Linked DNA regions of Mus musculus: region 1 is linked to region 2. The links are chromatin loops, found by intact Hi-C in ENCODE. Cell type or tissue: gastrocnemius. All regions are shown on one strand. Links, peaks and the distances in the headings refer to the core of each region. The heading gives the core; the rest is flanking DNA.

Region 1 (5,319 bases), core at 1-5,000, 69 kb before region 2:
GGGCCAGAACAAGGCCATATGACCAGCTTGTTCAAGTCTAAGAGAGACATGGGCATAGCAGAGACCAGTGGTCATACCCAGAACAGCCTGAATGATTCTATCCAGTGATGGCTCTGTAGCCTAGGCCTGGTTTCTAGAAGACAGGAAAACTTTAACCCAGAGCCAGAGTCAGCCTCTGCTTGTGTGAGAGGCAGAGTGGGGCTATAGTTATCTGTACAGAAGGCTCCAGGCATTGCCTGCCCCCCATAATGGTTGGCTGGTTGGATTCTATAGGAAGACAAGAGTTGGGGAGACACTCACCTCAGGATTGTGCACCAGGAAAGCCAGGATCCAGTTCAGCACAGAGCTAGTTGTCTCTATGCCTGCCCCAAAGATGTCTCCCACCGTGACAAGGATATGCTTATCTGAGAACACACTTGGGTCCTGGCCTTCCCCAGTGTTATTATTTTCTGCATTCATCTTGGCTTGTATCAGAATGTCTGTCAGGCTGGAGAGAGATTCACTATTGAATTTCTCCTGGGGTGAGAGACAGTGAGAGAAGAGGATGAGGAGGGAGCCTCACTTCCAACATCCCTGCCACACTCCACCCTATACCAGAGACACAGCAAGGTGTGTGAGAGTGGAGAGGGACTGGGCAGGACCTGTGAGGTGGTAGAGGTAGGGAATAGCCCTGTGCCTCCCTCTATGTCCCTCTAAGAACTGTTTCAGTTACTCACTCCCCCCTCCCATTTATTAATAGGTCAGTTTCTAGCAGTTAACCCATTATGTGCCAGCCCCCCTGCTAGGCTCTGGGGAATCTCACAGTGTCCAAAATGCATCACAGCCTTGCTCTCAAGATACCTCCAGCCTCACAGTCGCCTCTTCTTGATCACTTACCTTGCATTTTTCAAACATTTCAACCAGTGTTTTTTCTCGAATTTTAGTGTGTTCCTTTATCATTTCCAAGTTTTTATTGGGAAAAATCTGGAAAGAGAAGGAAATGTCAAATCCATCCACGCAATTAGGAAAATCCTTGGCGAGAGGCAGACTTTAGCTTTCGGTTTAAGAAAGTCTCCACGCCAGTCTGGACCTTTATCAAGAAAGGCAAGAAGATAGCGGAATGTGGTTACCAGAGACAGGAAGGACAACTTTAAACAGTGGAGTACAGGGTAGAGTCCTCATGTTCTCAATTCAATCCATCACCAAGCCCTGACAGTGTTGTGCTCTCCCTTATCATAAGTCAGACTTGAGACTAAGGACTTGGGCATGTTCCTCAAATAGGTTAAGCCTGTGTCTGTCTCTCCTCAGCACTGAGGATAACTGGGTATACCTCCTGGGGGAAGCTTCCAGTGACTAACACTTACCAGGTGCTCACTGCTGACAAATGGCAACTAGAGAATAATAGCCCTGAGTAGGAAGATACAGGACATAAAAAAAAGAGAGACACAGCAAAGTACTATAGTACATGTTTGTAGTCCTAGTACTTGGGACTTGGAGGCAGGAGGATCAAAATTTCAGAGTCATTCTCAGCTGCTTAGGTTGTTCGAGGCCAGTGTGAGCTATATGAGAGTCGGCCTGGAGGATAAAAATGCCGACCAAGTGTCTGGGGTTGTATGAGGCAGAGCAGATGACTGTGGGAAGAGTTGGAAGAGAAAGATGGTCATGGAAACTGAAAGTACTGGGGACACTGTCGCAGTGGGATCTCCTTCTCACCTTCAACCACGGGAATATGTCCACCAGATCGCTGTGGCCCAGGACATCCACAATACCCTCTGTAAAGGTCTGTATGGTAGTCAGTATCGGATCCTTGTTCTCAAAAGAGATGTTGAAGCAGATGGTACAGATGATATTGATTACTGACTTGAAGATGAGCGTAGACAGATCTCGGGACTCCCCGTCGTATGTAAGTATCAAGTCACACAGTGAGTTGGCTTCCTGACATACTGACAAGAGGGAGGAAAGTGAAGAGGAGGGATCAGTCAACGCTGTCGCCTCTGGCCAAGGTCTTATCCAGGGATAGGCATAGAGAGCTGATGGCCACTTGATGGCAGCAGCCGCTAAGAAATGGCTGCACCCAGCCGCCCAGCATCCTTCCCCAGCCCCCTAGCCCTAAGGGTTAGCCTTTCACTCACTCATCTTCTCCAGTTTCTGGTCATCCCTGAACAGGGAAAAGGTGCTGAATACCAGCTTCCGGTGCAGCTGCCAGGAGCTACTACTATCCGCAAAGGCGACGCCTTTTCCTTGGTCCGACAAGAGGCCTAGAGTCACCTTTGGAGAGCAGGCAAGGCTGTAGGCATTATCAGGCAAACTCCCGGAACTCTCAGGCTTCTCCATCTATCTATCTGCAGTCCTGATGAGTGCTGTGAGATCCCTATGCCTCTCTTACTTAGTAGGACGCCCCAAAGTCCTCACTAAAGTTCCATGAAAGGCAGTAGAGCGAGGAGACAGAAAGAACCCTGGATTTGAATGCAAGAGCCCTGGGGTTCAGGTCATTAGTAGGGTGCCCTCTGGGACTCTCTAGTTCAATTTTTGACCTGGAGAGTCAGCTATGGGTGGGATGAGCTAGGTGAGTCTGTCCTAGGGACGAGGAGACTGAGAGACTTCCAAGACAGCTCTATTTTTGTCCCCAACCACCAGGCTGCTAAAGCCATACTTGCTGGCCTGTGCACCCAGCCTCAGATCCTCATTTGGAGACAGCAGATGTTTGATCCTCCCAGGTTGGACTTAAGCTTGAGCTATCATCTCTAAAAGATGCCATCTACAAAACACAAGGGTCTAAGTCTTCATTCTCCATCCCCGACTCTCCCCAAAACCCACCAGGCTAGTCTCTTATTCACAGGGTGGTGGTGATGGTTTTATTCCCTTCCTTCCTTCCTTCCTTCCTTCCTTCCTTCCTTCCTTCCTTCTCCCCGTATAGCATTGGCAAGACCAGGCTGCCCTCAAACCCAGAGATTTACCTGCCTCTGCCTCTGCCTCCCAAGTGCTAGCCTTAAAGGCGTGTGCTGCCGTCACCTGGCCCAGTTTATTCCTTTGCTTCTGAGAGGAACCCAAACCTGAGAGAGCCTGGCAGTTGGGCAGCCACGCTGGCTGACCAGCGCATGGAAAAGGAATTTGTTTTGGCCTGTTAAAAGCTGAGGCTGGTCGTCCTCTATCGGGGTACCCAGGGGAACACTTGCAACAGGGTCATGGGAGCACAGGTGGTGTTTGTAGGATGGCTACTCAACAGTCAGCACAAATGAGAACAGATGCCCCAAGATACTACTGTATGTCCCTGTCCCTTGTCCCCTCTCCCCCTGTAATATTCCCCCAGCTATCTGTGAGCCAAAGCCATATAAGAGAAACTGCAGTCCTAGCCCTCCATGATGCCAGCCGCTTCTCCAAGCATCTTCTGGTGGAGGATGCAATCACTGCCCTATTTCCCAACAATGTCACACTTATAGAGAACTTTAGCTCTGGGTCTGGGCTAAAGGCTTTGCCTGGATATTCTAGAATGATTATCGTATCATAGAGGGGAAGGTGAGTGGCATACAGGCTTCTCAGCTCTGCAGGTCCCTGCACCATCTTGCTAGACAAGCCATTCAAGGGTTTTCCCGTTAATTCCTCCTTCCCAGTTTAGAGGTTCGGTAGGGTCTTGAGGGAGCAGTCCCACAAGTCTGATTTTGAAAGAAATAAGAACTGTACAACCCCAGGGACCGAGGAAGAGGAGGGTTGGCACTGCTTACCATCTGGGGCCGACCAGAGAATTCTTTCCCCTTCTTCACGAGCACTTCTCTGGCCAGCTGATAGTGACCGACAATCACTGCAGTTGTGGTACCCAGGCGAAGAGAATAGATGGGACCATACTTTTCCTGCAGCTTGAAGAAGTTGGCATGCATATGACCACGTCTGGGGAGAAACGGTAGACTACCCACCAGGGGCAGGAATGGAAGGCTCCTGGGGAACTTGGCATTAGGTGTCTTTGACTTGGGCCAAAAGAAATAGGCCAGGATGAGCAGCAAGAGACCCACAAGTTCCCACATGGCAGCCAGGTGTAGGCAGATGGCCAGCTGTGGAGTGGAGAAGCTACAGCAATTTCAGCAGAGAAGGAGAACTTTTAAAAGGCGTTTCTGATTGTCACCTTGAAGACGTGTTATCTCTTGGCCTGCAGAAGTTTATCCTGGAGTGTCTCCAAGCCTGAGTCCTCACCCAGAAAAGGGAGAGGAGAGGGAATTTGGCCTCCACAAGGGCTGGCTCAGATTAAGGACGAACTCCTGGAGGAGGAGCTGGCTAAAGAGCAGAGAGTTGGTCATCTCCCTGGGGCTTCTGCGCTATGGATCCTCCCAGAGGCAAATGCTATCAGATTAAGATCAAGGTTTCAGAGTGCGTGCTGTAATGTCAAAAGTGCTGCACAGTTAATAATTAATGTCATCAGGTTGCAGCTAGCCAAAGCTGTCAAAGAGACTTCAGTCTTATTATCTGATAGTTGAGGAGAGAGAGGTCTTTTAGGGTTAGTTTGCATAAGGTCACACAAGGCAGTGATGATAAGAATCCAGAAGTCATAGGCTTTCAGGTACACAGAACATCAGCTCAAGGGCCATTGCAGGTCTCTGTTCAAATAGCTTGGTTACTTTCTAGGTACATTCTCTTGAATGGGCTATTTAATATTTTCTGGAAATAAATGATTTTGTCATGTTACTATGTATAAAACGTAAAATGCATCATTTAAAATACTTTAACTAAGAGCTGGAGAGATGGCTCAGCAGTCAAGATGCCTCGTTGCTCTTCCAGAAGACCCAGGTTAGATTCCCAGCACTGACATGGTAGCTCACAACTTTCTGTACCTCTGGTTCCAGGAAAGCACCTTCTGGCCCCTGAAAGCACCCCCAACACACACGGTCTGCATACATACATGCAGGTAAAACACTCATGCCTATAAAATAATAAAACACTAGTTAAAAATCATATAAAATATCTAACTAGTATCTTAAACACAAAAATTACAGAGTAACATTTTAATTGTCATTTTAAAAATTTATTACATTTGAGCCATCTCTCTGCCTCTTTAATCATTTTTAAAGGTACATTTTAGGGACGGCAATGCCAATACTCAGCTGTAATCCCAGCAGACACAGGAGGGTTGGGCCAGCCTCAGTTTCATAGGAAGTCTGAAGTCACCCTGGGCTATAAAACACTATGGCCCACTCAAGATCAACAGCAAAAGTTTACATTTTAGGCGTATATATATATATATATATATATATATATATATATATATATGTATTGTGCAGCGAATTTTATTGATGGTATTCAAGAGGGTAGGGAGGGCTCCCTAGGCCCCTCCTGTTATTATGGGGGTCTGGG
Region 2 (5,371 bases), core at 226-5,225:
TTGTGCGTACAAGGTAAGCACACTCCTGTTGAGCTATCCCCTAGCCCTCTTTATCTTGGATTGAATCCGGACAAGCCAATTTTTGCTACAGCAGAAGTTGCATTATTGCTAGTTATGAGGCATGCACCTGGAGAGAGATGGGGGCAGGAGGATCAGGAGTCCAAGGCCATTCTCAGCTACATGTTCAAGGCCAGCCTGGAGTACAGAAGACTCTGTATCAAATCAAGTCGGTCAGCAAGTTACATTGCTAAAACATGGCCTTATCAGAAGTGATGCAAATGGGGCATGCAGGGATGTCTTGCTGCAACCAATAGTAATGGTGGCAATGACCTGAGTGAAAGGTGGAATAATTTAGAGGTGTTGAGTTTTATGGGGCAGTCACTTGTTCAAGGTGCTGTGTGGTCCTCACAGTGACCTTTGTGATACTCAGGCCTATAGGCGAAGAAGCTGAGGTGCAGGGAGATGGGTGCCCTCATCCCAAGCCACATGGCTAGACAGTGAATTAGACCTCACAGCTCCTTCAGGAGTGGGTGCGTTAAGCAGCACGCTGCACCCCTGCAAAGGATGCTTCTTCCAGCTCCTTCCTCTTCCACTTCATGCTCATCCTTCAGAGCTAGAAACGCACATTTGGCATGCGTGAGTGTGTATGTGTGCGCATGTGTGTATGTGCACACGCAGGTAGGTGCACACACCTGTGTGTGCGCACACAGAGACGACAGGTAAATGGTGTCTACTTCTATCACTCTCCATCCTATTTCTTTTCAATTTTTATTTTATGTGTGTTGGTGTTTTGCCTGAATGGTCTGCGTGAGGGTGTCAGGTCTTGGAGTTACAGACAGTTGTGAGCTGCCATGTGGGTGCTGGGAATTGAACTCCAGTCCTCTGGAAGAGCAGCCAGTGCTCTTAACCACTGAGCTATCTCTACAGCTTCAACCTTATTTATTTATTTATTTATTTATTTATTTATTTATTTATTCAGGGTCACTGAACTTGCAGCTCACGGTGTCAGCCAGGCTGGATGACCGGTGAGCTCCAGGGATTCTCCTGTCCCTACCGTCCCCAGTGTTGCAGTCACAGGCATGTGCAACCATCTGTCTGGCTTTTGATGTAGATGCTGATAGCTGAACTCAGGCTCTCATGCTTGTGCAGTGAGTACCCTCTGAGCCATCTCCTAGAGCAACAGCGTCGGCATGGAACACAGGCTCTCCTCTGCTTGACCCCGAGTCCAGGTCCAGGGTGACCTTCTGACATCAGGAAGGAGGAAATGGGCTGGACAGATGTCTCGGTGGTTAAGAGCACTTGCTTCTCTTGCAGAAGACCCAGATTTGGTTCCCAGCCCCCCGCATGGCTGCTTACAGCCATCTGTAAGTCCAGTTCTGGGGGTTCAGCCTCCTCCTCTGGTCCCCACAGGCACTGCACACGTGTAGCACCCAGGTGCCACAAACAAGAAAAACACCCGTACACGTAAAATAAAAATAAATAAATTTCTAACAAAGAAGAAAGGAACTGAGGGCCAGTGAGAACATGGCCACCATTGAAACAAGGCTATCAGTCTCCTGAATATAGTGGCCTTACCGGCTCCTCTTGGAATGCCCATCAGTGATAGCAGGATGCAAATTTCACAGAGTACCTCACCCTCAGGTGCCTTGTTCATGCCCTGGGTTTCCTGTCGTTGGCCCCAGTGGGCCCTTGGTCCACCGGGGCCACTGTAAGAGGCAGCTCATTTGAGATAAAAGGAGGAGAAGTGGGGTTGGGGATTTAGCTCAGTGGTAGAGCGCTTGCCTAGCAAGCGCAAGGCCCTGGGTTTGGTCCTCAGCTCTGGGGGAAAAAAAAAAAAAAGGAGAAGTGAAGACGGCTGTCCCCCCTGAGCGAATGCACTCTGCACTCCACGGTCAGGGTGACTGGAGATGGCCATCTCTAATCTGGACATCAGCAGACTTAGCATTCCTGCCTCGTGCACAGAGTTCTGGAGGACAGGGCATAGATAGCATTTCAGGATTTCCGTTCCAAGGGTAAAAGGCGCTTGCTCATGAGGATCTCATCTCATGGAATCTCATGGAATCAATTGGGGGAAATCAGCTTCCCTGGCCCAGCAGAGACTACTTTTAAGCAGGCTATGGTAGCTTCAGCACTTAAGAAACTGAGGCAGGAGGATCACCAAGAGTTCCAGGCCGACCTAGGTTTCAGTGTAAGACAATCTCAGAACAACAATAAAAGTCGCTTTTGGGGTGGAGTTCTAGTTCAGCTGGTAAAGTTCTCGTCTGCGTGCACAGAGCCTGGGTTCAGTCCCCAGCACAGCATGAATTGGGGTGTGTGGGGTGTGTGTGTGTATGTGTATATACCCTCAACATTCTCTTAGTATCATTGTGAGTTGGAAGCCAGCCTGGGCTACATGGAACTCTGTCTCAAAAGAAACAAAAACAACAACAACAAACCCAAAAATTAATCCTCCCTTTCTTGAACAAAGTAAAGGTTACCCTGGAAGAGTGACTGATAATCTAATTAGAGCTTCCAGAACATAGAGTCATCTTTTGTTCCTTAACTTGTAGCCCAGGCTGGCCTCCAACTCACTATTCAATCAAAGATGATCTTAAGTCCAGATCCTTCTGCCTCCACTTCTACATTGCTGAGGTAGGGGACAGATTTATGTACCACAAGGCTTATCTTAAAAGGTTATTTGTATTCTAGAGTGGCAGTGCTCCCGCAAGGGTGGCAGTGCTCCTCCAAGGGTGACAGTGCTCCCAAAAGGGTGGCAGTGCTCCTCCAAGGGTGACAGTGCTCCCAAAAGGATGGCAGTGCTCCTCCAAGGGTGGACAGGGTTAACATTTTCTCTTTCCTTGATAAATCAGCCCACATCAAACAGAAATATCAATGTTGGGGTGCTTCAGTGCCCCTCTGTATGCTCATTCTGCTTTGTCTTTTGACAGGTTCTAATCAGAGATCCATTCAAGCTTGCAGAGGACTCTGACAAGATGAAGCCCAGACATGCACCTGAAGGCACGGGAGGCTGCTGTGGCAAGAGGAAAAACTGCTAGATCTACAGCCAGCGCGGAGCCCACCGGGCTCAAGAGGGTGGCTAAAGGACAGTCACAGAGGCTTCTTAGCCTGCTCTTCGCCAGTGCACAGATTATGTGAAGGTGGCAAAGCCACCACAAGCTAGACCACTGCTAAGAATAAGAGTGACTTTTAGAGGATGTTAATTGAAGGTTCACAGCAAATCGCCTGCTTTTCTATTTCTCTATCTCAGAGTTCTGGTGCCACCTAGTGGTCAGAAGTAGAACTTGGAAGCCCAAGGTTTACTCAAAGGGCCAAAGGCATCATCAACGTTGTGAGAATTATCTTCCTTCTGGCCTACCACAGGACACCTCTGGGTTCTTCTCTGTGGTTACCAGGAAGCACAGTACTTACTAAATTTATGCTAACCATGACAAAAGATTGTCAACTCAAATTTGCTAGGAGTATTCTTTAGGTTGCTGTCTGCAATTTTTTTCTCTGTAACTGAATGAAAAAGAAAACAAATAAAAAATAAATTTGACTTCAGTTCACCTTGATAATTGATACCACAATGGATGTCTGTAGTTTGTCTTTTTAAAAATATTTTATGCCGGGCATGGTGGCACACGCCTTTAATCCCAGCACTTGGGAGGCAGAGGCAGGCGGATCTTTGAGTTCGAGGCCAGCCTGATCTACAGAGTGAGTTCCAGGACAGCCAGGGCTATACAGAGAAACCCTGTCTCAAAAAACCAAAAAAAAAAAAAAAAAAAATATATATATATATATATATATATATTCTGTTTTCACACACACCAGAAGAGGGAATCAGATCCCATGGGTCATAACACAATAACACAGGGATTTGAACACAGGACCTCTTGAAGAGCAGTCAGTTCTCTTAACTGCTGAGTCATCTCTCCAGCCCCCCCCCCCCCCCCCGTCATCTGTCTTAAGTGATGTTTTTGAAAAAAGGAAAGCTAAGAGATCCAAACAGGATTTCTCTCCCCTTGTAAGGTGCTCTCATTAAACCTTTAGGGAAATGCTGGGTTTGCTTCTAGGGCCCATATTAAAGAAGTTATGAGGATTAAAGGAAGAATCAATGACGGGACACAGGTCCTTATCAGGATCTGATAAATCAGACGTAAACCCTGGGGCCAGGGCACAGTCCAGCTGGTAGAATACTTGCCTGGTAGTCTAGGCAGGAAGCTCTGCGTTTGCTCTCCAGTACCAGGCGAAACCAGGAGAGGCAGCACAACCTAAGGCCCCAGCACTCGGAGGTAGAGCTGGGAGGACCAGAAGCACAGGTCCTCCCTCCCCAGCTCCACAGAGAGTGTGAGCCAGCCTGGGGTATGTGAGACCTGGCCTCAAAAACGAGCAAGGAACAGCCTTCAACAACAGAAGCTTTGGTGAGAAAATCTTGGTCATTCTGAGATCCCAGCAAAGGAGAATTTGGGCACTAGAGGAAGAGGTGAGGTTAGCATGGCCTCAGAGGTGTTTAATTAGGGAGTCTGAGGATGCTTAGGCCCATAGAACACTGGGGTGAGTTCTAAGGGCAGATTCATCTTTTTCAAAAGAGATATGTTCCCAATGGGACATTCCAGAATTCTGAGTGCCCTCATACTGACTTTGACAGACAGTTTTGTCCCGCCCTCTTTGTCTCAGGAACCCTGATTCAACTCAGGCTGCTGGCTCTAAAGTCCCTTATGTGCCCAGCTACAATTGACTGCAGTGTGAGACTGGCGAGGTCGAGCACACTGCAGACTCCCTGAGCGCAGGATGGCCCTTTCAGAGGGATGCAATAAAGAGGAAAGGTGACCCAGCCATTCTGTTGACTAGACTTGTCGGTCACTTCTTTCTTTTTCACGTAAATGAACACGTATGTTGCAGGCTAGGGATGTCTAAAGTGACATCTGCTCCTGTGGTTGTGAGCCATGTGATGTGGGTACCTAGACCCAAACTCAGATCCTTCGCAAGTGCAGCAAGCACTCTCATGTATGTATGTATGTAAGTATGTATGTATGTAAGTATGTATGTATGTTCGTATGCATATGCAACACACTTGGGTTTTTTTTTTTTTTTGGTTTTTGAGACAGGGTTTCCTCTGTGTAGCCCTGGCTGTCCTGGAGCTCACTTTGTCGACCAGGCTGGCCTTTGGGTTCTTGTAGAAGCCAAGGGGGGAGGAGGAGAATGTCCTCTGCTGCTCTCTGCTTTATCCCCTTGTGACAGTGTCTCTCGCTGAGCCTAAAGCTGGCTGTTTTGACTAGGATGGCTGGCCAGCAGCTACAGGTTTCCACCCACCAGTGCTGGGACTGTCGAAACTTGTGAGGCTGTGCCCAGCTTATAACGTGAGTTCAAGTTGGAGACTCGAACTCAGAAC

Evidence for each region. Hi-C counts contacts between places; a loop is a spot of excess contacts. Peaks named below come from ENCODE experiments on the same cell type or tissue, not always from the same donor. Only the 100,000 strongest peaks of a DNase experiment are listed, where the experiment ranks them.
Region 1: it touches region 2 in a loop (5-fold over the local background); 40 of 42 quality-filtered maps call a loop at or near these places.

Annotation. Positions count from the first base shown.
Region 1 is chr19:46,668,846-46,674,164 of GRCm38, forward strand. Cyp17a1 (cytochrome P450, family 17, subfamily a, polypeptide 1) reads right to left here and starts at 4,155. Exons shown (of 8, transcript NM_007809.3): 1 at 3,702-4,155; 2 at 2,112-2,247; 3 at 1,693-1,922; 4 at 877-963; 5 at 301-516. The coding sequence starts at 3,998. All of the region lies in intron 1 of Gm41857 (predicted gene, 41857), which reads left to right. It also overlaps the pseudogene Gm6967. RefSeq lists a promoter at 4,023-5,072 and a cis regulatory region at 4,296-4,395. In gastrocnemius, for the core only: a CTCF peak has its summit at 2,005 (motif pointing right); a DNase peak (open chromatin) is centred at 2,033.
Region 2 is chr19:46,737,534-46,742,904 of GRCm38, forward strand. It overlaps As3mt (arsenite methyltransferase), which reads left to right. Exons shown (of 11, transcript NM_020577.3): 11 at 2,928-3,562. The coding sequence ends at 3,035. Among named protein-coding and RNA genes, the nearest start is that of Cnnm2, 21 kb to the right of the region's middle. In gastrocnemius, for the core only: a CTCF peak has its summit at 3,263 (motif pointing left); a DNase peak (open chromatin) is centred at 3,263.